2 separate regions of the Homo sapiens genome follow, and region 1 is linked to region 2. Evidence: read pairs that join two places in POLR2A ChIA-PET (ENCODE). Cell type or tissue: A673. All regions are shown on one strand. Each heading gives the region's core, and the rest is flanking DNA. Links, peaks and the distances in the headings are about the cores only.

Evidence for each region. Peaks named below come from ENCODE experiments on the same cell type or tissue, not always from the same donor. Only the 100,000 strongest peaks of a DNase experiment are listed, where the experiment ranks them.
Region 1: POLR2A ChIA-PET joins it to region 2 with 11 read pairs; 6 of 35 experiments call an interaction of 5 or more read pairs at or near these places.

The regions. Positions count from the first base shown.
Region 1 is chr1:8,590,457-8,606,063 of GRCh38, forward strand. The region is part of intron 4 of RERE (arginine-glutamic acid dipeptide repeats); the gene reads right to left. Among named protein-coding and RNA genes, the nearest start is that of SNORD128, 100 kb to the left of the region's middle. RefSeq lists enhancers at 7,976-8,475, 13,524-13,623, 13,934-14,073. In A673, for the core only: CTCF peaks have their summits at 7,782 and 7,989; DNase peaks (open chromatin) are centred at 7,775 and 9,245; H3K4me3 peaks cover 1,455 bases; H3K27ac peaks cover 7,497 bases.
Region 2 is chr1:8,687,896-8,703,502 of GRCh38, forward strand. All of the region lies in intron 1 of RERE (arginine-glutamic acid dipeptide repeats), which reads right to left. Among named protein-coding and RNA genes, the nearest start is that of RERE, 120 kb to the right of the region's middle. RefSeq lists an enhancer at 2,784-3,284 and silencers at 5,275-5,569, 13,324-13,423, 15,139-15,607. In A673, for the core only: no CTCF peak of the experiment used is centred there; no DNase peak of the experiment used is centred there; H3K27ac peaks cover 728 bases.

The sequences.
Region 1 (15,607 bases), core at 3,996-11,995, 97 kb before region 2:
GGGAGGTAAATTAACTCAGGAAACAAATTTTATGAAACTGCAGAGACTTCAGCTGAAGGCCAGAGATGCCCTGGGAACAAATGGAAATGCAGTGCGGCCCACCGGTCATGTTCCCTCAAAGGCCAAGTTAGTGCCTCTGGTATTCTCATTCTGGTACCTATGCTGCTGGAAATAGTATACAAACTATGCCTTTAAGCTTTCCAAATTGGAACCTGAAATTTTAAAAATCTTAATTAGTCCACACTTACGAAATACGAAGGCTTCCAGGCACACTGTCTGTTTGCTGTTCTGGAAAATCTAGTCCTTGAATTGCATTTCCTTCACTTACCTGTGAGGTTCCTTGACTTCTTCCCACTCTTGCAGCCTTCTCAGCCACGCTGATTCACAGCTGCTGCTTCCCTCTGAGGGACCACACGCCTGCTCTCACCCAGAATCCTCTAGCAGTTTCTTTTTCTAGAAACAGCTGAAGAACTGCTGAGTAGAAAGAGTCTGCAAACTATCCCGACTGCACTGTATTATTCCATCAGTGTGTGGAGCAACTGAAAAGTTACTTGGCTATATCAGATGTTAAGAACTGAGCACAAGCTTCCCAAATGTGTGTTCACTATAAAGAGGAAAGCCAGCAGACCTCTTCCAACTGAGACTCTGAAGAGAAGGCTGCAAGAGATTTCTGTGGCGCTGACATCAGATCTACTACATCATGTCCCAGCCTCCACGGGGCAACAAGAAAGTAAAGATCAAACCACCTGAGCTGCCAGATAAGGAACGCCTTTCTCTATAAATAACTTACTGATGTGAAGAGGCTTTTCTGGGATAAAACAAGTAGAAAAGTTATATATTGTACAAAAAGAATGGTCAAGAGAAAGATGGTGTAAAAGCAAGAAAAATCTTGACCCTCCCAGAAGCCACTGGCTGTTTTTGACCACCCATTGACAGTGAATTGCAAATGGCCATCAGCACTCTTTTTGCTTTAAAAAAAAAAAAAAGAAAAGAAAAGCCAATTTATGCCATTAGATGAAAATCCAAGTATCATCACCTATTTTCAATGCAAAATGCAAACTGTCTATATAGCCACCTAATGAACCCTGCCCTAACATGTTCCCACAATCCAAATCCAGTTAGTGACTGGAAATTATCCACAGGACGACAACTCCAGGAAGCAGTTGCCTCCTGGCTAAACCAAGAAGACTTAGGAGTACTAGTTTCTACACCTAGAATCCACTTTTCTCTCCTTTTCAAACCTGTCTAAGCCAACTCCAAATTCACTCCAAATTCTCCTCCTTAGCATTATCAACTGACAGGTTCCATCACGCATGCTTCCTTCGCAGTTCACACTTACTATGCCAAATGCACTGCTTTCTTGTGAAACACATCTAACGTATGTCCTGCCCTTCCCACAGAAATCTGCACATGCTGAGGGAAAGAACTCAGATCCTGTCTTAAAGATGCTGCTACCATTCATTTAATCCCTTCCTCTAAAGGTGCCTACTATAAAATGATACGTAAGGTGAGGGTTTAATAAACTTTGGCTTAACACACTGAAAGGAAACAAAGATTTTTATAGAAGGAAAAAACACTGTAATGCTAATGTGAAGTAGTACCTTCACAGTAAAGACATTTTACAGTACTTCCCTCCTCAATGAAAAGGAACAAAGAAATACAACTGAAAACATCAACAATTTAACTAAATCACAGGCCATTTCATGTTTAGCAACTTGTCTTTAAAACCCTCCCTACTACACTTCCACCCTAAATGCATTTACATGCAAGACATAACAGGCTCCTGCCCTTCCAAACCAGCAAAAGGTACTTTTTTTTTCTTTTTTAAAGACACCGTCTCTGTCTGTCACCCAGGCTGGATGGAGTGCGATGCTGTAATCTTGGCTCACTGCAGTCTCGACCTCCCCAGGCTCAAGCAATCCTCCTACCTCTTCCTCCCAAGTATCTGGGACTACAGGTGCATACCACCATGCCCGGCTAATTTTTGTACTTTTTTGTAGAGATCGGGTTTCACCACGTTGCCCAGGCTTATCTTAAACTCCTGGGCTCTAGTGATCCACCCGCTTCGGCCTCCCAAAGTGCTGGGATTACAGGCATGAGCCACTGCATCCAGCCTAAAAAAAAATCTTTTAAAAGCCATCTTTGGCTGGTGCAGTGGTTCACGCCAGTAATTCCAGCACTTTGGGAGGCCTAAGTGAGAAGAATGCTTGTGGCCAGGAATTCAAGACTAGCCTGGGAAACATAGTGAGATCCCATCTCAAAAGAAAAAAGTCATCTTTGCGCAGAGTTCTACTTTTACACCCTATCCTAGGAGAATCAAACTTAATCATATTTGCGTGGAGATAATCCATGTTTGTTTAAGAAAATGAACAGAAATTCAATTCATAAATTTAGTTCTAAATCATTAAAATACAAATACATGTAAAACGTGTTGAAACTGTTCTTACCTACAATCGCCATGTAATCTCTTCTATCATTCTACTCTGTTTTGGTATTCTTCACATGTTTTTCCATCTGAGATATGCAATAGTTCTCCTAATCCCAAGAAATGGCTACAACCTTGGGGTCATTACTACTCAGGAACTGGGCTGTTTGTGGATCTCATTCTGTGCTGAATGGTGCGACTGGTTTCAGACATGTCCAACTGTGGCAGAGAGTGCTTGTTCCCCATTCAACGTCCATTCTCCCCATTTTCCATAATAACAGAGCACCTACGTTACTGGAGCACAGTAAACCAAAGTTGTTAGGCACGGCTACTGGAAAAGCTCTGGAATGGGCCTAAAATAGCTTTTGCTGTGTGCCCCTCTGATAAGGGTCAGCTGTGTCCCCACCCAAATCTCATCTTGAATTGTAGCTCCCATAATTCCCATGTGTTGTGGGAAAGAGCCAGTGGGAGGTGACTGAATCATGGGGGTGGGTCTTTCGTGTGCTGTTCTTGTGATAGTGAATACGTCTCATGAGATCTGATTGTTTTATAAAGGGGAGTTCCCCTGCACACGTTCTCTTGCCTGCCACCATGTAAAACATGACTTTGCTCCTTATTTGCCTCCTTATTTGCCATGATTGTGAGGCCTCCCCAGCCATGTGCAACTGTGAGCCAATTAAACCTCTTTCCTTTATAAATGACCCAGTCTCAGGTATGGCTTTATTAGCAGCATGAGAACAGACTAATACACCCTCCTTCAGCTGCCTGGCTGGGATGGAGGACCAGTGTCCCCCAATCCACTGCAGAGCAGTGATTTTTACAATGTTAAACGGCTAGAAAAGTTTCTAAACAGATACTTTCAGCTTCTCTATTCATCTCCTGGTGGACTGGTAGCAAACAGTCCTATTGGTGAGCCACCATTTGAATAGCACTGGTCTAGAGCATGGACTTTAGGGGCTGTGGCTCCAGCCACCATCTGGGACCATGGCGAGACCTTGAGAAGAAAACCATGCACCGGGGCAGACAGGAGGAGACTAGATACCTGAGGTTTAGGTCACTCTACCAACCCGGGGCAGCACACCCTGAAAACACCTCATTTTATATGAGAACATAGATGTTTATCTTAAACAACTACGATTTGGGGTTATATAATAAACAGCCAATCCGAACAACAACTGACGCTCCCATTTTGCAGACCACTACAAAAATGTCACAGCACTACATTATCGCTTTTTATTCTCACATGAGAATAACCCTATGAAGCATGTAGCATGGGTATTATTTTGGTTTGACAGCTATGGAAACTAATGTCCTAAAAGGTTAAATAGCTTGTCTAAAGTAACACAGCCAGCAAGTATAGACCCGCAAACAAAAGCCAGCTAGGTACCCTTTCCAAAACAACTCACCTCTCCATGAAGTGAAATCATCTCATCACGACTGTACATAAAATACGCTGTAAATGATCAGAGGTGTGTACTTACAACAAACTACATAAAATGTGTATGCCACTGGGTAGAAAGATACAACAAAAATGTCACAGTCAACTAGTTAATATAAAATCAGATTTAATGGCTACAGTGAGAATGTACTGCATTTTACAGTGGTAACAAAGCATCTGTGAAAGTAGACAGAGGCGCAGAAACCACAGACAATTTTTATAATAATTTAGCCAGCAATATAGCAAGTGAACTATGAGCAAATACTACAATATAGTCTCAACATTTGAGCCTCTACATATAACATATAGTCTCAACTAATACTAGATGTAAATACAATATATTAATAAATAATAATGTTTAAGACAGTTTGAATAATAATGTCATGGTTAATAGTAACATATTATCCTTTAGCATAAATAAGACTTCTGAGAATCACTGGCAATCAGATGCGCTCTGAACCATTCTTTTGATGGTAAAGAAGGTTGGCAGAGAGCCATCCCCACTCACTTCCAGGAGGCCCTGATGAGCAAAAGCATATTATTAAAAAGCTGCGGGGGCCAGGCACAGTGGCTCACACCTGTTAATCCCAGTGCCTTGGGAGGCCAAGGCAGGAGGATCATTTGAGGCCAGGAGCCTGATACCAGCCTGGGCAACATAGTGAGACTTCATCTCTACAAAACATTACAAAATTAGCCAGGTGTGGTGGCATGTGCTTGTGTGGTCCCAGCTACTCAAAAGGCTGAGGCAGGAGGATCGCTTGAGCCCAGGAGCTTAAGGCTGCAGTGCTCTATGATCACACCACTCATTCCAGCCTAGGTGACAGAGCAAGACCGTGTCCAAAAAAAAAAAAAAAAAGCTGCTGGTTTGGATCTACCATGTTATCTGTGACTGTGGACTAACTTTTCTTTGGGTAAAATTTCTTTGCCTATGTGGGTATCAACCATTTTATTTCATCTGAAAAAAAAAATGCTAAAGCATTTGTCCATATCCATACTTAACTGTTAAATATTAAACAGAAAAGTTATATTTATCATTAAATACCAATAAAAACTTTTCTGTTGTCCTGAATATTTTGTTACAACATTAAAAAAAGTACACACACACAAGAAAAATTCAGACAAACTTTAATGTATTTTATTATTAATGTTTTATTTTTATGTATTATTTTAATGTATTTATTTTTATGTATTTATGTATTTTATGTATTTATTTTAATGTATTATTTTAATTGTATTTTATTATGTACATATTTTCCTGTCATATTTTCCCTTCAGAAACAAACTGCCAAAGAAAAAAGATGAAAAAGCATGTTTAAGCAATATTTAATTGCTCCTAGCATTTAAACATGTTATAAAAATCCTTAAAGATCATTAGTAAAAATGAGTTCTTACAATACCTATCCACTAGTACACTATACAAAAAACAATTAATGGAAGGAGGAGTGGTTAGAGGGATGTATTGGTAGAGATATAGATATATTTTAAAAAAGGATGCATCAACTCAAATAATATAGGAAAGAAGAAATGCAATTCCCACTAACTCTGCAAATGACCCTCAAACCTTACACAGGCACAAGGCTACAATGAAGAAAGCAAGTAAGTTTTGGAGTGACTCCTTCAGGGCACTAATCCCCAAAAGTTTATACCAGCTCAGGCTTCAGCAAACTACAGGCCCACAGGCCATGTCCAGACACCACCTGGACTCTACTGATCCACTAGAAATAAAGTGATTCAGTAAAATAAAGTTTCACTGAAACACGGCTACACAGTCATGCTCATTTGTTTACAAATTGTCTATGGCTAAGTTGAGTAGTTGCCATACAGAAAATAAAACTGAAAAAACTATCTGGCCCCTAATAGGAAAAGCTTGCTGTCCCTGAGTACAAAAATAACCAATAGTAAGAATGTTCAGAATCAGCTGGCTGAGCAGCAGCAAAAAACAGGATAGCTCTCCTCTAGAAACTGGTAGGAGCAAGCTTTCTGCCTCATAAACACTTTGCTGTGTATACACATGTAGTCTTAATTCATGAGACATAAGATTTGTCTTTTAAAAAGCTGACCCAAATACAAACCATCTCCAATCAGTTTCTCAGACACAAGTCAGAATATGACATTAAAATCCAGTGAATTGCACTGATATTTTCTCTTACAGACAAACCTAGTCTGTAGGAAAATAAATTACTCTTTCTCTCTCTCTTTTAATTTAACTAAGGGTCTTGCTCTGTTACCCAGGCTGGGGTATAGTAGTACAATCATAAGCTCACTATAACCTGGACCTCCTATGCTCAAGCAATTCTCTTGTCTGTGGCCTCCCAAGTAGTTGGGACTATAGCCACAAGCTACCATGTCTGGCTTTTTTTTTTTTTTTTCTGGTAGAGACAAGGTCTTGCTAAGTTGCCAGGGCTGGTCTCAAACTCCTGGCCTCAAGTGATCCTCCCATCTCCAACTCCCCAAAGTGCTGGGATTATAGGTGTGAGCTAACACACCTGGCCAGAAAACAATTTTCTCTAATGAATTAACTGAAAAGATTTACCACACAGCGTGTCTATCTTTGGAAACAGCGCTGCCACAAGGTACCTGGTGGTGTTCAAGTACAAATCCCCCTGACCTGCAAGAAATTTCACCTTTAATAATCTTTAAGAAAGGTCAAAAGCATTAACATGACAGATGCCCAGGGCACGAGCCAATAAAAGGAAAAGTTAACTGGGTTATCTCTCTCATATGTAGTTAAAACAGCAAATGCTTAATCATTTAATTTGTACTGATGCTGATTTTTTTTTTTTTTTGAGACAGGGACTTCCTTTGTCACCCAGGCCAGAGCGCAGTGGCGTGATCGTGGCTCACTGCAGCCTCAGCATCCCAGGTTCAACTGATCCCTCTGGCCTCAGCCTCCTAAGCAGCTGGGACTAGAGGTGTGTGCCACCATGCCCAGCTAATTTTTATATTATTTATAGTGACGGGGTTTTGCCATGTTGCCCAGGCTGGTCTCGAACTCCTGAACTCAAGCAATCCACCCGCTGCCTCAGCCTCCCAAAGTGCCAGGATTACAGGTGTGAGCCACTGTGCCCAGCCCCTGATGCTAATTTTTAAATGGACATTTGAATTCTCAAAGAAATTTGTGTTGCCTCTTGTCAAACCAGGTCACTGAAATGATAACCCACACAATAAGCCAATGAGAAGGAAAAAATATATGGGATTGGAAAACAGAATGAAAATCAACATTAAAATTCCATAATTAAAACACGCAGATAGAAAAGAATTTATCTGACAACGTGCTAAGAACCCCCTGTCCTGTGTTTGCTGTCATGGGGAGGGAAGAATGTCTGCAGCACAGGCTTTCCCAGTCTGATTCACAGCCCTGTTATATATGAATGTGCACACTCGAAACAAGATCTGATCTGGACAATAGTCAAGTCTCTAAAAGCAAGGGAGTTCAATTAATTTTTTAAATAAACATTTCACTGGATTTTTTTTTTTTAATGATCAATCCTGTTGACAGTTTTCCCGTCCATCTTCCAGAAGAACTCACTACTCAACCAACTGCCTGGTATTCAGCTGTGACTGTGAGGATGGATAACTATATTTCCTTAAGAAATAGCAGGAAGGTATCTCATCCAAGCAGAAAATAAGACCAACAGTTGTCCAGGTCTCAGTGGTTCTGCATTTCTTCCTAAAAGAGAAATATGTCTCTAAACATCTCTTTCCCGCCTCATGGGGTTGGGGGAAGCAATATGCTCAGAAAAATTTTAACTACTCCAGGCAGCTGAATAAAACAAGCTGAAAACCCTAGATGTGTTCTCCACATTACTGTGACAGAATGCAAGTGTGTATTCGAAAGATTTCCTCGCTGGAATTATAAAGCGTACAGCAAGCCAGCCTGCTGTACTGCCACCTCGCTCTTGCTCCCAGACTCCCTCCCATGGACTAAGCAGGAACGAACATACGAGCTGTGAATCTGGTAGGGGAAACAGGAAACATCCAACCAGGAACACACTGGAGAGAAGAGAAAACAGTTAACCACCTATGAGAAGATGGCGCTGATTCCAGCAGGTGACAGGTGGGACGTGAAGGGCATTCCCGGCCCTCCAGCAGAAGCAACGTCACGGAGCTGGGTGCTGGGTGGGTTGCACCGTTCTGAGGCAGCACGGTTCTCTCCAATGACTCTCACACAGGAACCAGACCTGACTCTGTTTCTTCCAGGACGGTCCTCCCTCACTCCACAGCCTCTCATGGCAGCTGGACACCCACCAGGGCTGGATTCCACACACAGAAACCACATCCAATGCTCTGTTACTAGAAGTCGACCATCTGGATTTCAAAGACCTCTGTCTCTTTCTGTCCTTTGTTAATCAGTCTCCCTTCCCACTCAACCCTCTCCCCTCCATGCCAGAGAAAAGGATTTTTAAATCTGATGAGTTTTTCAGGGAAGCAGAAATGTGAGATTACACTGTTCTTTAGCCTCACCTCATGGTTTTGCTACAGAGATCAACGTCTTCTAACACAGCTTTGCCCATACTCTTCCTGAGGCTGAACCAAAAAATCTTTCATGAACAGTACTGTCTCCACCAGCAGAATGTAAATATACCACAGCACTGACTTCAAAACACTGAAGTAGAGAGTCTTAACTCTCCTTAGACAGAAGGCAGAAGGCTGCAAACATCCCCCAGCAGACTGCAATTGTGCTGTTCCAACTGACAAGCCCAGTAAGCACTGCCCATGACAGGACCTCCTGCAGAACTTCTCCCAGCCTGGCGGACAGCGGGGCAGGGGTCACCCTCAGAGGCTCGCCTTCTCTTTGCTCCCTAGCCATCACACTACACTGGGATGAGACACAACAAGCACCCAAATGACACAGTGACCATTTCTTTTGGTCACTGAGGTTCACGAGATGGGCTGTTTTTCTTTTTCAATCGAGGAGCTGAAATCCTACCAGCCACCTAACAATTAACAACCCCAACCCTGTCCACGGTTAAAATCAACGAAAAAAGCAAGGCCAACTTCTTGTATAACTTCCTTCATACGGGAAAAACATCAAGTTCAACGTGTGTTAATCAAGTGTCAGGTCAATGTACCACGCAAATATATTTGATGTTTTTTGCTAAGGCCAATACTAAACTGTTAAACACAGAGAATATGAGGAAAAACAAGGTTAAAAAAAGTGTATAGATGTCCAACCCTCTTTTAATAATTCCAAAAAAACACAAAGCTACTTAGGCAAAAATAAATCACAAATCTATTCAGGAGCACTGTAAAACGGAAGAGAATTATCTAAAGGGATTCACCGGCTACTGACTAATTTTAATATGAAATGCCTCACAAATCTCCCTGTGCCACCAACAAATCACCAGCTGAGGCAAATCCCAGATAATGAAACATTGTAAGAAGGGCTCTTTTTAATAGTTTAGCCCATCAAGGAGTGAGTATTGATTCTTATTTTCAGCAGAAGGAGACAGTCTTATCTCCAGCCTTACAGCTCAGTGACAACATCAGAGAATTTAATCACAGAGCCTTTTCTGCCATGCAATCCTTAAACTGTCACCTAGGATTCTGTGCCATTCCTCATCCATTTGTAGAGAAACTCCTGGTCTCACAGATGTGTCTGCCTACTTAAACCACAGTAACCATATTATATGGTTGGCTGTGTCCCACCCAAATCTGACTTTGAACTGTAATAATGCCCACGTGCCAAGGACGGGGGCTGGGTGGAGATAAATGGATCACGGCGGCGGTTTCCCTCACACTGTTCTCATGGTAGAGAATACGTCTCACAACATCTGATGGTTTCATAAATGGGAGTTTCCCTGCACAAACTCTCTTGTCTGCCACCATTTAAGATGTGCCTTTGCTTCTCCTTTGCCTTCCACCATGATTGTGAGGCCTACCCAGCCACATGGAACTGTGAGAGTCCATTAAACCTCTTTCCTTTATAAAAATCACCCAGTCTCCGTATGTCTTAATTAGTGGCCTGAGAACAGACTAATACACCATAGCAGCACTTCAAGTCCTACAGATTAAACACATCTATCTATCAATTACCATTTGCCAGCTGTTTTTCTTTAAGAATTTTTTAACAATTCATCAGATATCTTTGTGCATTTCCAACTTGTTTGTTAAGAAATCTGCTCAGTATCTTAAGAGCAGATTGAAAATCATAATAATAGCTGTGCCAATTCTCTGGACATCTGTGGATATTTGTAATATATCCAAGACAATGCCAGTAACAAAAGAAAAAGCCAGGGGGAAGTGATAGCGAAATCAGTCATTATTTCCTTATCCTGACATAGGAAGATCAGAAAGTCCCCCACCTTCCAGAGAAAATTAACCAAATACTAAAGTTAGCAGTAATATTAATTCAAAAGTGTCCCTGCATCTTTAAATACTAAAAAAGTACTCAAAACACAGAAAAAATTACACTGAAAACAAGCCAATACTTTTTTTTTTTTTTTTTTTTTTGAGACAGAATCTTGCTGTGTCACCCAGGCTGGAGTGCAGTGGTGCAATCTCGGCTCACTGCAAGCTCCGCCTCCAGGGTTCACACCATTCTCCTGCCTCAGCCTCCCGAGTAGCTGGGACTACAGGTGCCCGCCACCATGCCCGGCTAATTTTTTGTATTTTTAGTAGAGACGGGGTTTCACCGTGTTAGCCAAGATGGTCTCTATCTCCTGACCTTGTGATCCGCCTGCCTCGGTCTCCCAAACTTTTTTTTTTTTTTTTTTTTGAGACAGAGTCTTGCTATGTCAGCCAGGTTGGAGTGCAGTGGTGTGATCTTGGCTTGCTGCAACCTCCACCTTCTGGGTTCAAGCAGTTCTCCTGCCTCAGCCTCCCAAGTTGCTGGGATTACTAGCGTGCGCCACCATGCCCGGCTGTTTTGTATTTTTAGTAGAGATGGGGTTTCACCATGTGGGCCAGGCTGGTTTCCAACTCCTGACCTCCAGTGACCCACCCTCCTCAGCCTCCCAAAGTGCTGGGATTACAGGGATGAGCCACCATGCCTGGCCAAGCCAATACTTTTTAATTCAAGTACAAATCAAACTACATCACTGAGAGGAATGTTCCCCAATCCAGTTACACTACCCTACTATCCATTATCACTGTTGCTGTGAATAATTAGTACCCCCTTCCAGGGAGTGGGGGGTACAGACCACGTGACAGTGGGTGTCACTGTGGTGACAAGACTGTTTGAGAGTGGGAGGTGGGAGCAATCATTTATGCTGGTAATTTGCCTTAAGATGTTATTCCCAAACATCCTTCCATGATCCTTTGGATTGAGATACCTTAATCCCAACTGCCTTCATGTCCAAGGTCACCACACACACACACACACACACACACACACACACACACACACACACATCTTCCTTCCATGATCCTTTGGATTGAGATACCTTAATCCCAACTGCCATCATGTCCAAGGTCAACACACACACACACACACACACACACACACACACACACACAAACACACACACAGACACACATCTTCTATTAGAGAGAACCGAAGGCATTTGACAGCTGCCTTTTTAGGTCCTTCTGCCTTTCCATCCAAACTATCCATCGTTAACAAGGCCCTATGGCAGTGCAGCAGCGCTCTCCATTCTAATCAGGCATCGAAGAGAAACTTCACTGTCTGTAGGCTGCAACCAAGGGCAGCAGCCTCACAACAAAAGTGCACCCTTTGTGTGGCAATCATTTACCTGTTGTAAAAGCACAGTACCCTTCTCTCTAATAAAAATTCGAAAGGCCAAAAATCAGCATTACATAATGGCCAAACATAAAGAAATGAAAAGCAGTCTGGGTGCGGTGGCTCATGCCTGTAATCCCAACACTTTGGGAGGCCGAAGTGGGTGGATTACAAGGTCAAGCGATCGAGACCATCCTGGCCAACATGGTGAAACCCCGTCTCTACTAAAAATACAAAAAAATCAGCCAGGCGTGGTGGCGGGCGCCTGTAGTCCCAGCTACTCGGGAGGCTGAGGCAGGAGAATCACTTGAACCTGGGAGGTGAACGCTGCAGTGAGCTGAGACTGCGCCACTGCACTCCAGCCTGGTGACAAGAGTTAGACTCCATCTCAAAAAAAAAAAAAGGAAAAGAAAACATAATAAAACAGCCTCACGCTATGTTCACTGGAAAATTTATATGCATGTATATGTTTTATAAGTTATAGAAGCCCATAAGAATTCCAATAGTTCAGGGGAAAAAAAAAGAAAAAAAAAAAACTAAACTTGAGCTATATACCGATGTCTACCCACTAAAATTACTAAAACTATAGCCAGGAATACTTGTTTGGTTTCGTGCCCCTCTCCTTTACAAGGGAGGTAGAAAGCAAGGTGGAGAGACACCCAACAGTCACTTCCGTTTTAAAAAACAAAAACAAAACCAAAAAACTTACACACAGCAGATTTTTCTGGCTAGTATTGGCCAATCTTTCTCTTGACAGTATTAAGTGCTATCCTTTGTGTTAACAGTCCCATGCATTTAATTTATTGGTTTAAAAGAAATATTTCTTCATCTGATTAAAAAAAAAATCAATCTGACTTTTCTGTCTTGTAATTAAAACAAACTATCAATACAATGGATAGGGGGCAATTTCTCTGAACCAGGAGCTGTTCCAGACACTGGGGACAAAAAGGTGAATGAAACACAGCCCCTTCTCTTAATCTAGCTAAGAGGACAGACACGTACAGAGGCATGATGTGAGAATGATGCTGGCTGACAGTGCCTCTCAGGCAGAAGCGAGAGATGACTGGAAGTGGGAGGTGGAGAGGAGAGGCTCACTTTTATTTTTCATTTCAATGTATACCTTAATATTTTTAACATCCATTTTTGGAATTACATGTTTTACAACTTCATTAATAGAGTTCAGAGGCACAAGATTTTGGCTCTAAGTTTACATATAACTAAGTAGTACTACCATAATTATCACAAGCTGGTAAATAAACAAGATGGCCTCAATGTGCCAAGGGCACATTTATGCCAAACAAAGGCAAAGTCACTTCATGGCAAGCTGTATTTACACTGATGGTTTCTGAGTGGCAATAACTGAAAGAAAAGCAACAGGAAAACCGAGTCATTACAAGGAATCCAGCCGTCTACACAAACCAGGCACCATCCCAGCATCCAAGAACATGGGCCATAAGGAAGCAGTAACAGTTACATCACAAGCGGCTACTTATTTCACAACATCATCGCCCAGTCTATTAAATTAATGTTGGTAGTCAGAACTTTATTGGTTTTGTAGTTTGGTTTGAAATTAATTTATAAACTGCCTTTTATAGCTGCATTAGGGATATAAGCACACAAATTATACCTAATTTGTGTATTGGGGAAGGGAGGAAATTAAGTAATATAGAAGAACACAAAAACTATTTTTGAAGTAAACATACTCAAGTTTCAAAAACATGAAAGACCCTGGAACTGCATCAGAAGTTCCACATCCTCAACGTAAGCAACATAAGGAGGAGACCCTGTCTTTACAAAAAATTTTAAAATTAGCAGGGCATGGTGGCCCGTGCCTGTAGTCCCAGCTACTCAGGAGGTTGAGACAGAGAGGCCGAGGCTGTAGTGAGCCCTGAACATGCCACTGTACTCTAGGTGGGTGACAAAGCGAGACCCTGTCTCAAAAAAAAAAAAAGAAAAGAAAAAAGAAGAAGTTCCACATGCTGCAAAGGACAAGATCAGATCTACTTTTACACTAGTTACTGGAGTTGGGGACAAGCCTTCATTTGCTAATGCTGGCCATCCATCAGAATCTCCTGAGAAGTGCTTCAAAGGAGTATGGATTCCTGGGTTTGACTCTGGAACAAATGAATCAGTATTCTCATCTTACATGTGAAGACAGTGGGACTCTGAAAGATTAAGTCACCTGATCGTACAACTAGTCAATGGGTAACCAACATGATTCAAACCGATACTATGATTTTAACAGTAAAAACGTGAGGTTTTTTAACTACCTCCATGATCTGGGGGAAGGGTATACTGCAGTTCCCTGAACTACTCTTTCAACTTCTCTGTAAGTCTGAAATTATTTTCAAATAGAAAGTTAAAAACAAAAACTAAAAAGAATAGACAGCAGGCTGAGACGTGTTAAGAGGTAGAGGTGGGATAGGAAATGGAAAAGGATGAGGCAGAGGCCTCTGAAAGGAGGGCAGAGGCAGAGCTCCATCTCCACACAGAGGAGGTCGGCTGGTTTTCAGTTTTGTTTTGTTGTGGGGGAAGAGGAGGTACCAGTCAATAGCAAGCTGAGGAGTTTAAAAAAAGAAGGAAGGAAGGAAGGAAGGAAGGGAGGGAGGGAGGGAGGGAGGGAGGAAGGAAGGAAGGAAGGAAGGAAGGAAGGAAGGAAGGAAGGAAGGAAGGAAGTCCACATATCTGTAAGGTGGGCAATAAAGGAACGATCTTTCTGTATTTCTCTACATTACAAATTCAAACTAGCATTTACGAACTTGCCAAAAAAAAACCTGTTTATGTTTATAGAGAAATGCATTCTGAAGTCCAAACAACTGACCACACAACAATTTCTAAACCCTTCCACTACTACATAAAACATCTGCTTCTGTGCTAAACTTTTGTAAGGCACAGTTTCTGCTTCAAGAAAATCTGTGATGCTTGGAATTGAGGTTTATCTTACTGAAGAAAAATCTGAAGAAAAGTGTTTGCCACCCATACAGCTGATAATTTTTTGTAATCCTAATGGATCAGTGGGAAATTGTACCACGAAATCTCTTGTCAGTCAATATAACAATGTCTCTAACTAATTTCAGTAAAGTGAAATCTACAGTTATTCCCTTGAAAAACAGGACAAATCAACTCTTTCCCAACTTTTTTCTTTTTTTTCCCGCAAGACGGAGTCTCGCTCTGTCGCCCAGGTTGGGGTGCGATGGCATGATCTCACTGCAACCTCCACCTCCCTGATTCAAGCAATTCTCCTGCTTCAGCCTCCCAAGTAGCTGGGACTACAGGCACATGCCACCATGCCCTGCTAATTTTTTGTATTTTTAGTAGAGATGAGGTTTCATCGTGTTATCCAGTATGGTCTCAATCTCCTGACCTTGTGATCCACCTGCCTCAGCCTCCCAAAGTGCTGGGATTACAGATGTGAGCCACTGAGCCTGGCCTTCCCAACTTACTTTAAGAGGTAACTAAAGGACGGGTGCGGTGGCTCACCCCTGTAATCCCAGGGTGATTGGATTGGGAGGCTGAGGCGGGTGGATCACCTGAGGTCAGGACTTCGAGACCACCCTGGCCAATGTGGTAAAACCCCATCTCTACAAAAAATACAAAAATTAGCCAGGTGTGGTGGCACGTGACTGTAATCTCAGCTACTTGGGAAGCTGAGGCAGGAGAATCACCTGAATCCGGGAGGCAGGTGATCATGCCAAAATCATGCCATTGCACTCCATCCTGGGCAACAGAGCAAGACCCCATCTCCAAAAAAAAAAAAAAAAAAAAAAAAAACCCCTAAAAAAAGTGATAATAGATTATCTCCATTACTGGCAGCAGAAAACAAATTTAAGTGTTAAATACCAAACTTTTTTTTTTTTTTTTTGAGACAGCGTCTCACTCTGTCACCCAGGCTGGAATACAGTGGCATGATTATAGCACACTGCAGCCTCAGCCTCCTGGGCTCAAACAATCCTCCCACCTCAGCCCTAAAAGTAGCAGATAACTTTTGAATTTTTTGTAGAAACAAGGTCTTTCTTTGTTGCCCAGGCTGGTCTCAAACCCCTAGGTTCAAGCAATCCTCCAG
Region 2 (15,607 bases), core at 3,494-11,493:
TTATATTCTTATTCACAGAAGTACAAATTTACACAAAAAGATTATCTAACAGCATTCAATTAATCACCAAGAACTGCCATATAAAAATCTATTTCTAATAATATGGTCCTGGTTGCACAACTCTATGAACACAGATGGTCCCCAACTTAAGAGGGTCTAACATACGATTTTTTCAAATTAACAACAGTCCAAAAGTGATACGCATTCAGTGGAAAACATACTCTAGGTAACCACACAACTATTCCATTTTTCACTTTCAGTTCAGGGCACAGCGACTAACGCCTATAATCTCAACACTTTGGAAGGCCAAGTCAGGAGGATCGCTTGAACCAACGAGTTTGAGAGGAGCCTGGAGAACATGAGACCCCTATCTCTACAAAAAATTTAAGGCCAGGCATGGTGGCTCATGCCTGTAATCCCAACACTTTGGGAGGCAAAGGCGGATGACCTGAACTCAGGAGTCGAAGACCAGCCTGGGTAACATGGTGAAACCCCGTCTCTACTAAAAATACAAAAATCAGCTGGGCGCAGCACCTGCTATTGTAATCCTAGCTACTTGGGAGGCTGAGGCAGAAGAATCCCTTGAACCCAGGAGGTGGAGGTTGCAGTGAGCCAAAATTGTACCACTGCACTCCAGCCTGGGCAAAAGAGTAAGACTCCATCTCAAAAAAAAAAAAATTAAAATTAAAATTAAAAAATTAGCCAGGCATAGTGGCACACACCTGTAGCCTCCCAGCTACTCCAGAAGCTAAGGTGGGAGGATAACTTGAGCATGGGAGCTATGATCGTGCCACTGGGCAAAACATCTATCTGTCTGTCCATTTGTCCATCCATTCATCCACTCATACATATATACCATGAGATATCCAACACTTTCTTATATAATAGGATTTATGTTAGATGATTTTGCCCAACTGTAGGCTAATGCAAGTGTTCTGAGCATGTGTAACATCGGCTAAGCTAAGCTATGGATTTTGGTAGATTAGGTGAATTAAATTCATTTTCGACATGTATTTTCAACTTAGGATGGGTTTCCTGGGACACAACTCCATCTTAAGTCAAGGAACAGCTATATACTGGAAACCATTGATTTGTATACTTTTTAAATGAGTGAGCTATCTCGTATAGGAATTTTCTCTCAATAAAGCTTTTTTAAAAATCTATTCCAAGCTTTTAATCTAAAGAAATAGTTTTATCAAGTAAAAATTTGATTTTTTTTTTAGTTTCTTTGTTGAAATTTCAATGGAAAATGGAGCAAATTAAGTATGTTCTGACAGCTTATGAATATAAACTTTGTAGAGACTCAGAATTCTTTCAGAATGAAGGGCAGAATTAAGGATGGAGTTTTTGGCCTTTGGTTTGGTTGTTTTTCTTCTTTAGTTGACTAAAGTTTATAGTTTCTGGCATTCCTGCTTTATCCCTTTGATGAAGACATACTCAAATCACTTTGACTAAAATAAACAGCAATTTTCTGGTTGTAGATAGCCACAAATAACTCCTCTATCCTATTACAGACATTCATCAGCAAGACTGAGTAACAAACCAATACCTGTATAAAAATGAAAGGATACAATATCACAAGTACTAATTCAGGTAATATCACATTTCTTAGAGTTATGACACTTCAAAGAAATTTTATACTTCAAATCTAAACAGCAGGCCAAGGAATTCATATTTTTTCCCTGAGACAGGAAAGATAATTCAATAATTTCCCCACTGAAGTTTCAGTTCCCATGCCAGAATGTGAGAAGTGAGAGAGTTCTTCACCTTGAAAATCAAATCACCACAGGGACTAAAAATAAAGGTTATATTCTTCTAAGCAAAGCGATTATAAGACTGACAAATTAAGGTGCCCATCGAAGGAGCAATGGATACAGGAAAAAAAAAAAAAAAACTACTAACAGGCTTAGTTAGCCACTTCCAAAATGTAAACTGTAAATGTGGGAAACTCAATGAACTGCCCTACACTTGCATCTCATTTTGTGTAACCTGAGAGGCTAACATCTGTTCTGCCTCCTTCAGAAGGCAGCTGTAAGGATGGAACTAGAGGCCAGTAAAGGCTGTTCAGTAGGTCTAAAGTCTTCTGCCAAGAGAAGTATAATCCTCATTTCGTTCTCAAAAAGCTCAGTCTCTGTAGTAACATACTGATCATCTTCTGCAGGTATAAAATTTATGCTCTGTATTAGTCCGCCATAACAGAATACCACAGACTGGGTGGCTTAAACAGCAAAAATTTATCGCTTGCAGTTTCGGAGTCTCAGAAGTCCAAGATCAAGGTGCCAGCAGATTCACTTTCTCAATGAGGGCTCTCTTCCTAGCTTGCAAATGGCCACCTTCTGGGGCTGTGTCCTTACATGTCAGAGTGAGCACTGGTCATCTCTGGTCTCTCTTCCTCTTCTTATAAGGACACTAATCACATCATGAGGAGCCCCACCCTCAGGATCTCATCTAAACCTAACTGCCTTCCAAAGGCTCCACCTCCAAATACTATAGCACTTGGGGAACGGAAAGCTAAGGCTTGAACATAGGAATTTTGAGGCAATACAATTCAGTCCACGGCACTCGCCTACACAATTTCTTTACTGATTGTCTCTAGGCAGAAATTAAATCTTTGTATCGAGAGAGAAAGATAGTTTGAAAGGATGGCTTTAAAGGGGGCTGAAGGTAGCTTACTGAGATTTAGACAATGTAAAATAAAATTTAAGAACAGATGAGGGTATTTGGTGGAGAATAATAGCTAAGAAGTATTAAGTATTTACCTTTGTGGATAGTTTCCTTAGGTCACACACCTAGTTTCACGGGTCACACAGGCTACAAAGCCTTTACTTTTAATTATACAATATTTGCTTCTCTTTTCCTTGGAACAAAGGAAAAAATAGAAGAGGAGGAGAATCTAAAAGATGAAACCATGAATGAGCTGCTACATAAAAGTATGTATTCATGTTCATTTTGTACCTTTTGTTAGATGTGGCCAAAATTTTAGTTTATTTTTTATTTTTATTTATTTATTTATTTATTTTTGAGACGGTGTCTCGCTCTGTCACCAGGCTGGAATGCAGTGGTGCAATCTCGGCTTATTGCAACCTCTGCCTCCCAGGTTCAAGCAGTTCTCCTGCCTCAGCCTCCTGAGTAGCTGGGACTATAGGCGCGCACCACCACGCCCAGCTAATCTTTGTATTTTTAGTACAGACGGGGTTTTACCATGTTGGCCAGGATGGTCTCGATCTCTTGACCTTGTGATCTGCCCGCCTCCACCTCCCAAAGTGCTGGGATTACAGGCATGAGCCACCGTGCCCGGCCGGCCAAAATTTTACAAGCAAATGGCTCAAAGGAAACTTGATGAGTTACAGGATTCTAAATCTGTAAGTTAGAAAACAAACCACATGCTCAGAAGGTCTGGTTTTTTTTGGTACTAAGAGCTAAGAAAAGTTTATCTCTATGTCCTCATAAAGAAAGCAGTTTAATACGGTCAACAGCAGCCTTGGGAACCCCTTTATAAACCATTCAGTACACACAAACACTGTTCCACAAGTGTTCGCACAAGTCAATGGCCTCAAATCAATATAAGTAAAGCAAACCTGCCAAAAATAAGAAATGCAAAGCCTTCCTAGTCATTCAAACATAGATCTAGGGCTCACCAGAATAGGAGTTCTTAATGAGAGGGTTCATGGATAGGCTTCAAAGGCTACATAAACCATCTGCAATTTATGTACTCAAACAGTCACAAATTATGTTCTGGGAGAAAGATCATATATTACACCAATACTCAAAGAAGTCCCTGATAAAAATAAAGTTAAGGACCTGTAACAAGAATTAATGAACTACATAACCATCAGGAGAGCCTATCCAAATCATCTTAACAACCAAGGCACTGGGTACTTATATGCCACAATTAGGCTGATGTTAAATTCCAACAAGTAGCTAGTACTGGATAAATGCAGAGTCAAACGCTCTAACTTAGCTTACCCTGGAAGTAGTTCTAACCTCCTCTAAGAAGTGCACAGTACCTGTTGCATAGTAAGCCCCTGAATATGCACTGCTGCAATTATTACTGGATATATTACAAGCTCCAAGGACAGGACCAAATCTTCTGCATTTCTGAGTTCCTTGATCATTAAAATAAATGGTCCTCAATAAAGAAAGAAAATAATACAAACATTTAACTCTACATAGATCTAGCAAATAAGGACCTTAGCAGAATGGGTTTATTTCTAAAAACTGAAAAGCATCCCTTTGTTTTATAAAATGAAATGTTTTGGAAAACGAAGAACACAGGGAAACTGAGGGGAAATAACACTTACATGGAACCACTAACAAATTCATACTACGGTCATCCCTCGGTATCCAAGGGGAACTGGTTCCAGAACCTCCACAGATACCAATATCCAGACACTCGTATATAAAACGGTATAGTATCTGCATATAACCTACTCACATTCTCCCATATACTTTTTTTTTTTCTTTTTTTTTGAGATGGAGTCTCACTGTGTCACCCAGGCTGGAGTGCAGTGGTGTGATCTCAGCTCACTGCAACTTCTGCCTCCCATTTCAAGCGATTCTTCCGCCCCAGACTCCCGAGTAGCTGCGACTAGAGGCGCCTACCACCACATCTGGCTAATATTTTTGTATTTTTAGTAGAGACAGGGTTTCACTATAATGGCCAGGCTGGTCTCTAACTCCTGATCTCAAGTGATCTGCCCGTCTAGGCCTCCCAAAGTGCTGGGATTACAGGCATGAGCCACCGTATTCGGCCCGGTATACTTTAAAAAGAATCTCTAGATTACGTATAATACCTAATATAATATAAACGCTATATTTTTTAATTTGTGCTTTTTTCTAAACATTTTTGCCCCACAGTTGATTAAATCCGTGGACACAGAAGCCAAGAATACAAAGGGCTTAGTGTAGCATATTTTACATGAACCCTAACCTATCACTCTACCAGAATTATGCCCATTTAAAAATCTAATTAGATTGTATTATTCCTTTTTACATCTAAAGTTTATGCTTTCCGCTTACAAGACAGAGTATGAGGCACATGTAATGCATAAGATTTATGGTCCTCGTTTCTCCTGCTCCATGACAAATAGTAGAGAAAAATAAAAACTGTAACAGAGCTGGCATCGGAAATGAGCAGTTATATGAAAAAAAAAATTTAATAACTAAGAAGGGCTAAAATCCACTACACTGACAACACCAAATGGTAGCAAGTATGTGGAGCAACAGAAACTCTCATTCATTGCTTGTGGGAATGCAAAATGCTAGAGACACCTCGCAAGACAGCATGGCCGTTTCTTACAAAACTAAACATACTCTTACCATGGGACACAGAAATCACACACCTTCATATTTACTCAAAGGAGCTGAAAACTTATCTCACCACAAAAAACTGCACACAGATGCTTAAAGCAGCTTTATTCATCATTGCCAAAACCTGGAAGCAATCCAGATGTCCTTCGGTAGGTAAGCAGATAAATAAACTTCAGCACAGCTACATGATGGAATATTATCAGTGATAAAAAGTAGTGAGCTATCATGCTCACAGAGACATGGAGAAACCTTAAGTACATTTTGCTAAGAGAAATAAACCAATCTGAAAAGACTACATACTGTATGAGTCCAGTTATATGACATCTGGAAAGCAAACCTATGGAGATATTAAAAAAGATCAGTGGTGGCCAGGGGCTTGGGGGCAGAGAGGGAGGGATGAATAGGGAGAACATAGGGCATGTTTAGAGCAGTAAAGACTCTTCTATATGATATTGTAATGGTAGATGCATGTTATGAAACATTTCAAAACCCATGGAATGTATAACACCAAGAGTGAACCTTAACATACACTATAGACTTTAGTTATAAATAATGTATCAATATTGGCTCATCAACAATAACAATGTACCAAACTAATTCAAGATGTTAATAGGGGAAACTGGGAGTTAGGGGGGATGCGGGAACTCTGTACTTTCTACTCAATTTATCTGCAAACCCAAAACCATTCTAAAAACTAGTCTACTGATTTAATGTTTTAAAATTTTTTAATGTTTTAATCTACCATATAAAATAAAATGCTACTTATCTAAATGCTTAAATGTTAGGCCTGTTAGCAAAACTGAACAACACCAATTTTCTTTCCCAAAAAAAAAAAAAAAAAAGGCCAGATTGCTTTAATCCTTACATTTTCCGCACTTTTAGTTCTCCTTTTCCATTCAAAGAGCCAGGAAGTGCTAGCCAGAGCAATCAGGCAACAGAAAGAAATAAAAGGCATCCAAACAGGAAAAGAAGAAGTCAAGCTACTGCTCTTTGCTGGCAATATGATTCTATACCTAGAAAACCCTGAAGACGCCATCAAAAGACTCCTGGTACAATAAACAACTTCAGTAAAAGTTTCAGGATACAAAGTCAATGTACAAAACTCAGCAGTATGTCTATACACCAATAATGTTGAAGCTGAGAGCCAATCCAGAATGCAATCCTATTTATAATAGCCATAAAGAAAGAAAATAACTAGGAATACACCTAACCAAGGAGGGGGAAAATCTCTGCAAAGAGAACTAAAACACACTGCTAGAAGAAATGACAGGTGGGCTGGGCGGGGTGGCTCACGCTTGTAATCCAAGCACTTTGGGAGGTTGAGGCGGGCAGATCACAAGGTCAGGAATTCAAGACCAGCCTGATCAATATGGTGAAACCCCATCTCTACTAAAAATACAAAAATTAGCCGGGCGTGGTGGCACATGCCTGTAGTTCCAGCTACTCGGGAGACTGAGGCAGGAGAATCATTTAAACCCGGGAGGCAGAGGTTGAAATGAGCCAAGATCATACCTCTGCATTCACGGCTGGGTGACAAAGCGAGACTCTATCTCAAAAAAAAAAGAAATGACAGATGACACAAATGGAAAAACATTTGATGCTCATAGATTGGAAGAATCATTAAAATGACCACACTTTCCTAAGCAATCTACAGATTTAATGCTATTCCTATCAAACTACTAATGTCATTTTTCACAGAATTAAACAAAGTAATTCTAAAATTCATATGAAACCAAAAAAAGTACCCAAAGAGCCAAAGAAATCCTAAGGGGGGGGGGGGAATGCTGGCAGCATCACATTATCCAACTTCAAGCTATACTATAAGGCTACGGTAATCAAAACAGGAGGGTACAGGTACAAAAACAGACACATAGACCAATGAAACAGAATAGAGAACCTACAAATAAAGTCATAAACCTACAGCCATCTGATCTTTGACAATGCTGACAAAAACAAGCAATGGGTAAAGGACTGCCTATTCAAAAAATGGTGCTGGGATAGCTAGCTAGCCATATGCAGAACTGGACCGCTACCTTTTCCCATATATAAACATCAACTCAAGGTGGATTAAATATTTAAATGCAAGACCACAAACTGTAAAAATCCCAGAAGAAAACCTAAAAAACACCATTCCGACCCTTGGCTTTAGGAAATAATTTATGACTAAGTCCTCAAAAGCAACTGCAACAAAAACAAAAATTGACAACTGGGACCTAATTAAACTAAAGAGCTTCTGCACAGCAAAAGAAACTATCAACAAAGGGCCAGGCATGGTAGCTCATGCCTATAATCCCAGCATTTTGGGAGGCCCAGGGGGGCGGATCACCTGAGGTCAGCAGTTTGAGATCTGCCTGAACAACATGGTGAAGCTCCATTTCTACTAAAAAAAAAAAAAAAAAAAAAAAAAAAGCCAGGCATGGTAGTGAGCGCCTGTAATCCCAGCTACTTGGGAGGCTGAGGCAGAGAATCACTTGAACCTGGGAGGTGGAGGTTGCAGCGAGCTGAGATCACGCCACTGCACTCCAGTCTGGGTAACAGGGTGAGACTCCAACTCAAAAAAACAAAACTGTCAACAAAGTAAACAGACAACCTACAAAATAGCAGAAAATATTTAAATATCATGCATCTGACAAAGGTCTAATACCCAGAATCTATAAGGAACTTTAACAATACAACAAGCAGAAAACAAATAACCCCATTACAAACTAAGCAAAAGGCATTAACAGACATTCCTCAAAAGAAGACATACAAGTGGCCAACAAATATGATAAAATGTTTAACATCATTCATCATCAGAGAGATGCAAATCAAAACCACAATGAAATATCGTCTCACGCCAGTCAGAATGGCTATTATTAAAAAGCCAAAAAACAACAGACACTGGTGAGGCTGTGGATAAAAGGGAACAGTTATACACTGTTGGTGGGAACATAAATTGGTTCAGCCACTGTGGAAAGCAGTTTGGAGATTTCCCATTACCAGGTATACATGCAAAAGAAATTAAATCGTTCTACCAAAAATACACATGCACTCGTATGTTCATCACAGCGCTATACACAATACCAAAGACATGGAATCAACCTAGGAACCCACCAATGATGGACTGATAAAGAAAATGTGGTACAGGCTGGGTACGGTAGCTCGCGTCTGTAATCCCAGCACTATGGGAGGCAGAGGTGAGCAGATCACCCGAGCTCAAGAGTTGGGAGACTAGCCAGGGCAACATGGTAAAACCCCATCTCTACTAAAAAGATAAAAATTAGCCAGGTGTGGTGGCACACATCTGTAGTCCCAGCTACTCAGGAGGCTGAGGCAAAAGAATCGCTTGCACCCGCAAGGTGGAGGTTGCAATGAGCTGAGATTGTGCCACTGAACTCCTGCCTAGGCAACAGAGTGAGACACTCTCACAAATAAACGAACAAGGCTGGGCGCGGTGGTTCACGCCTGTAATCCCAGCACTTTGGGAGGCTGAGGCGAGTGGATTACCTGAGGTCAGGAGTTCGAGACCAGCCTGGCCAACACGGTGAAACCCCATCTCTACTAAAAATACAAAAATTAGCAGGGCATGGTGGCAGGCGCCTGTAGTCCCAGCTACTCAGGAGGCTGAGGCAGGAGTATAGCTTGAACCCAGGAGGCAGAGATTATAGAGAGCTGAGATTGCGCCACTGCACTCCAGCCTCGGCAACAGAGCAAGACTCCATCTCAAAAATAAAAAATAAAATAAAAACAGTTGAAATTATCAAAAAAAAAAAGTAAATAAAATGTAATGGAGGTACTAGTGAAAAAAATAATAAGATCCAAACTCAAATTGCTCCTGCACCCAACACACTTAAGAGTAAATACTGTTAAGAGTCCTTTCCATGAACATCTAACATATTGAGAAAGGTGAATATTTCATTACTGAACATTTACTCTAACCTATGTTAAGAATTATGATCTGTGGAAAGAGCACAGGCTAAGGAAGCTGCCTAGGTAAATAGCCAAAAAACATACACATAAGATGAAAACTTGTCTGCGTCATTTTCCTACCACTCAAAAAAGAAGGTAACAGTAAGAAATAAACAGCAAAAACAAAAAGAAAAAATTGTTCAAATGTTCAATCTAGATATAGGTTTTTCTGTATAATTTAATCAATTAATAAATAAATACACATGTATCTTTCTTCCCCCAACCACACCCCCCCCACACAACTTTTTTTTTTTTTTGAGACGGAGTCTCACTCTGTCCCCCAGGCTGGAGTGCAGTGGCGTGATCTCAGCTCACTGCAAGCTCCGCCTCCCAGGTTCACGTCATTCTCCTGCCTCCGCCTACCGAGTAGCTGGGACTACAGGCACCCGCCAACACACCCGGCTAATTTTTTGTATTTTTACAAAATGTTTTTCACCATGTTAGCCAGGACGGTCTCGATCTCCTGACCTCGTGATCCGCCGCCTCGGCCTCCCAAAGTGCTGGGATTACAGGCGCGAGCCACCACACCCAACCTACCACACACAACTTTCTAAAGTTCCTGGATAATGTTCTAAACTCTTTTTCTATGTTTTACATGTAACTTATGCAAGCCATTCACTTTACTAAGCAAATGAACAGTAGTGTCTGTGGCCAAAAATAATAAGACTTAAAATTTTGAGTCCTTCCAAAAGAACTTGTATTAAATCTTTGGAATAGAAAAAAAAAGTTCATATTAGGGAGTAGATCTGGGTATTGAAAGGCCTGTCTTTTTTTGTTGGTAATGCCAAAGAATGTCATCACACAAGACTCACCTTATAATATTATTTATGTATAAGTTATCAATTACATATATTTAACATTTTAAGTGAAAGCAAGTTTATTAAGAAAGCAAAGGAATAAAGAACGGCTATTCCTTAGGCAGAGTAGCCTATATTTAACATTTTTTAAATGTTTAAAATTATAAAGCTGGTGAGTAAAACAAAAACATCTTTGAGTGATACAGATCGGCAGAATTTCCCCAGCCTCATTCCTGAGAGACCACCACATAAAAATAACTTGGTTATCTGCTTCTGTATGTAAACTCAGGTTGTTTGTGCAAAACATAAACTGCCCCAACTAAGAAATCCTGAAGAACATGCAAAAGGAGGTACTTTCACTGTCATTTTATTAAAAGGCACACAAGTCACTACTGCTGAATATACCACTGTTTCTACCCAGCTATTTTAAAATTATTGGTAGATAATGTGGTGAGCTACTGGTAAATACAGCTGTGAACACAGCAGCACACACCATCTGGAGGCTTTTGACTTAAGCGATTTTTCAAATGCACAGTATATTTACACTCTTTTGTTCCTTTGAAGCCCACCAGTCACATATAAATGGACCCTTTCTTAAAACTACAACTACAAAAGCTCATTCATCTTGTGGAAAACAAGATATGAGAAACAAATCTAATTGTTCAGCTTTAGAACAAGTGATTATTTCAAATCATTAACAGCATAAATACTTTACTTTTTCTATTTTTATTTTTTTTAATAGATAGAGACAGGGTCTCGCTATGTTGCCAAGGCTAGTCTTGAACTTCTGGACTCCAGAGATCGAGATCTTCCCAATAGGGCCTCTCAAAATGCTAGGATTACAGACGTGAGCCACTGCACCTGGCCCCAACACTTTACTTTTATAATGATCTCCCATACTTACCCATTATATTCTTATTATCTTAACAAGAAGCTTCTGATTAATACTCTAAAATTAAATGTTTTCTTCTTTTTTGTTTTTCAATGAGACAGGGTCTTGCCCTGTCACTCTGGCTGGAGTGCAGTGGTGCAATCATGGCTCACTAACCTGCTCAGAAATTATGTTTGTAAGTTTCACGAATCATCATGCTCATTTTTATTTGTTTTGTCCTCCTCCACTGGAAAATAAATGCTATGAGAACAGAGACTTCATCTTTTTTGTATCTTCAGCAACTAAAACAGTACCTAGTACATAATTAGTGCTCACTATGTTAACTATTCACTGTTTTCCCATGCTAAGCATGGTCCTAAAGCATTTCGTAAACCCTCTAGGTAGACTCATTATTTTCTGGTATGAGAAAACAGTCACAGAGGTTAAATAACTTACCCCAGGTATCACAGTGAGTAAGTGGTAAACTAAGAATAGAACTCAAACTCAGACAGCCTAACTATTTACCACTACGCTGTACTGAATAAATTAATGAATTACACCAGAGTTCAATGATAACATTAAAAATTGAGTAAAATTATGCTAATTTTCCTATTGACTAAGCATCAACATTATTCTGTTTTATTACAAATATTTAAGTATGTCAACTATTTCATGGATTAATTAGATTTTAGAGGGAAAGTCTAAGACCCCAATCATCATTAATATGTGGAATTGGATAACAACCTGGAAAAAGACTTACAAATGAACTTGTGATATAACCTGTTTGAATTGGATGTAGGATACCTACTTCCCTCCATTATTCCTTGGATTCAGCAGTCTGTTGCCAATCTGAATGTTTTAACTTCTTTTAATTAGAGAAAACATTTTCTATATAAGTTACAATGAAATTATCACGTTTTCTAGAAAATACTGCACTCTACTGCTTCATTCCAGGTTGTCTGAAGATGGACCAATTTCTCCAATGAATTAAAAAGTATCTTAGTCTAAGACAAGCTCTCTTTCTACCCAGCCACCCCCACGAGATCCCACTCCGCCCCAACAACCCTCAGCCCCCATCTTCTATCAGCAAACTGGGCCTCTGACACAAAGGTACCACATTTATAATATCAGCTTTAGTCATAAACAGATTTCAATCAAGTTTGTTTCTACGACTTTTGCTCCTTTTTAAAAATGCAATGGATAGCCCAGGCGCAGTGGCTCATGCCTGTAATACCAGCACTTTGGGAGGCCGAGGCGAGTGGATCACAAGGTCAGGAGTTCGAGACCAACCTCGCCAACATAGTGAAACCCCATCTCTACTAAAAATACAAAAATTAGCCAGGCGTGGTGGCACACGCTTGTAGTCCCAGCTACTCAGGAGGCTGAGGCTGGAGAATCACTTGAACCCGGGAGACGGAGGCTGCAGTGAGCCGAGACCATGCCATTGCACTCCAGCCTGGGTGACAGAGTGAGACTCCAACTCAAAAAAAATAAAAATAAAAATAAATGCAGTAGATAATAACAGCTCTGGACAGTAGTATCTACTCAACAGGAAAGCAGACAGTAAAGAGACCAGACCACTGAGAACCCATGTCAGTCACATTACAATCTATGTTACAGCCTGAAAAGCCTGAAAAGACTCAAATCTACTCATAAATACTTTCTAATAACTTGAAACAATAACACTATAAAATATCAAGTTGGCCACACATGCCCCTGAGCAGACACGTCTAAAAGCTTCTATGTGCCACCCAGCCCATGGCCAAACTGCTGTTGGTCAATGGGTTGCTCAAGTCCTTTTGTACAATGTAACGAGAGGTAAGAGACAAGGGGGAAACATTCTAGCCACCTTATCTCCAATGATGCCAACATTTATTTCTGCTTGAGTTTTACAAACTAATCCTAGACTAGTTAACAAAGAACCCATTTTTCATTGTTGATTTTTACACAAAATATTGGCTTCCTATGTCATTATAAAATGGATGGCTCCATCGGCTTCTCAGCCTACACAATAGCAAGCAAAACCCTTTGGCCTTGGAAAAGCATGGTAAATATAATACCTACTAATAAGTTACATGGTTTACCAATTTCCTCAAAATCAAAAATAAATCTCTCACAAGTCAACTATTAAATAAGTAAACAAAAGCTTGTCTTGTTCTATCACTTGCTTAAAAGCAAGCACGGTGGCATGGGAGAGGGATTAAGAAACACAACCAGTCAAGTCCATAAAACCTTCAGTGTAAGATAAAACTACCCTGTAGGAGCAGCCAATGCATTCTGACCTAACAGCTGTACACAGTTGCACTAGTTAAAATGAAAAGCTAGTCTGCATCACACACAGGCAATTCACTGAGCCTTACTGATACGTTGATGGGGTTTACCATCACAGTCTTCCCTCCCCTAACCTACAATGTAAAAAATGAATTGCCATATAGCTGAAGGCACCGGGATGGGGGTGAGGGGAATACACACACACACACACACACACACACACACACACACGCACACACTCCCTCCCTCCCTCTCTCAGGCATTTCAAAAATAATCACAACCATGTAGATTGTAACATATCCTATACGCTATAAAAACACACACACAAAGGAAGTGGTACAGCTACATTACGTCAGCTCTTGCCTCAATTCATAAATGCAAAAACCACAAAACAAGACAAAAATCTAAACGGCCTTTTTCTGGAAATCTTAGAGTGAATGAATGTGGGTTAAGTCTTTAAATATGTTATTGAACACTTCTCGCAGATGCATTGCTTTCATCAGCCACGGGGAGGGAAAAAGTGTAATCTTGGTCAATTCTATCATGCAACCAGATCAAATAACATTTCAAGTGCAGCCTGCCAAGCGCCAGCGCCTGCCGGAGTACAATGAGCGCTCAACTGCTCTGGACTGAAAAACCATCTTTCACTGGTCCCAGGGATCTTTATAAAATAGTTTAAACACTACTAAATTACAGAGTTAGAAAAAAAAAATACAAGCTCAACTCTGCTGCCCCCACACTATTGTGAAGCTGCTGTTAAGCATCTAAAAATCTGCCTTGTGTAATTTACTAGGCAATGTAAATATTCAGAAAGGCAACTGCCTCTCAGAGCCCAAGTCTAACACATGCATAAAAATGTAGAGTTGGTTGTGCTTCTGGAAATAATTGCCCACAGATCAACGTGCTTACATGGGATATTGTTCCCATCTGTAAGGTTTCAAATCATGTCTACTTTAAATTTGGAGTTTCCAGAAAGAGGAAAAAAAAAAAAAAGCCAGAACTCAAAACAGTAATTTTGGCACAGAATTGTGAGGACTTTGTTAAATCTGTTCTCAACTTTTACTCAGTGTCTCAATCTTAAAACACAGAGGCACAAAGGGAAAATGGAATTTCTCTGTAGACACCCGTGTTCATTCACAGACCATTTTTTAGATTTTCCGTGTGGCTGAGAGGCCTCCAGCCAAACAATGCCCACAGAGCGCGGGGCACATGTGCGCCAGGGACGCTTAAGGGCTGCAAGTAAAACAAAGTAACCTATTACAGGAGTTTCCTTCTCAGCAAACAAAAAGTGGTCAAGCAGGTCTCCCTACAGTTTCAGAAAACAAGAGTTGAGTAAACAAGAGAGGAGAAACAAGGAAGACAGCATCCCACACTAAAAAATTCTTTTAACAATTTAAACGTAAAACAATCGTCAAGAGTACCTCCGCATTTTAGCTACTCTGGCAAAATAACAGTAGTTCGGTCCAAGAAGAAAATTTCATTTGTCACTTAAGTAGCCTCAAATCAAGTCCATCAAATTCATTTTATTTTTAAACTTGTTTATTCCACAGTAAAGCAATGAAGTTTCTGATCAAAGAGCGACTTCTGCATTATACTCGGCTTCAAAAGCACTTTCCTTTCAGAAGAAAAAAATAAAAATATATACATATACATGTATTTTTAAATAGTGTTTTCTCTCCCCCCTCAAAAAAATGTTTTCTGTTCGATTTAATTAACTGAGATTTCAAGAGTTTGGGGCTACTTAAAAACTAGTGAGCCCAACAGAAATGCAATGGGACACGGCAAATACTGACTCCCCGTTCCTGGAAAGCCATCATCATTCTTAGGAACACCCGAGTTCCATCTTTCTAGGGTCGGCTGGAACACTCCGTGCACCCACCCCGAGCCCCCCGCCCGCACTTGTCCAACTTTCTGGCCCGAGATTCGCGTCCCCCTCGACGCACGAGGCCGCCGGCCACTTGCCTGCGGCCCGCTGGCGGCGAGAGCTGAGCCCGCGGGCCTGGTCCTCCTCCTCCGGCGCAGGGCCCCGCCAACTCCGGACCCGCGGAAAGGGGCGGCGCAGGCGGGCAGGTGGGGGCCCGGGGAGTGAAGTGCACTTGCTAAAACAAAAGGAGGCCTGAGCGGCCGCAGGGCACCGCGGCGCGGGCGCAGGTCCCGGCGGCTTGGCGGCTCCGGGAGGCGGTGGCCGCGCGGGGCCCCGCCCGCGGCTAGGGAGGCGGCCGCCCTGGCCCGAGCCTGCTGCCCACGGCCGCGGCACTCAGCTCGCACTCCTTCAGCCCGGGAGGCCGGGCCAGCACTGCCACATGCCGGTGACCCAGACGCCGGGAGAGAAAGAGCAGACTCCCCGCGACGGCGGCGGCCGGCAAAACCCGGGCTGGAGCCCAGCCCGCTCCGCGCGCACCCCTGCTGG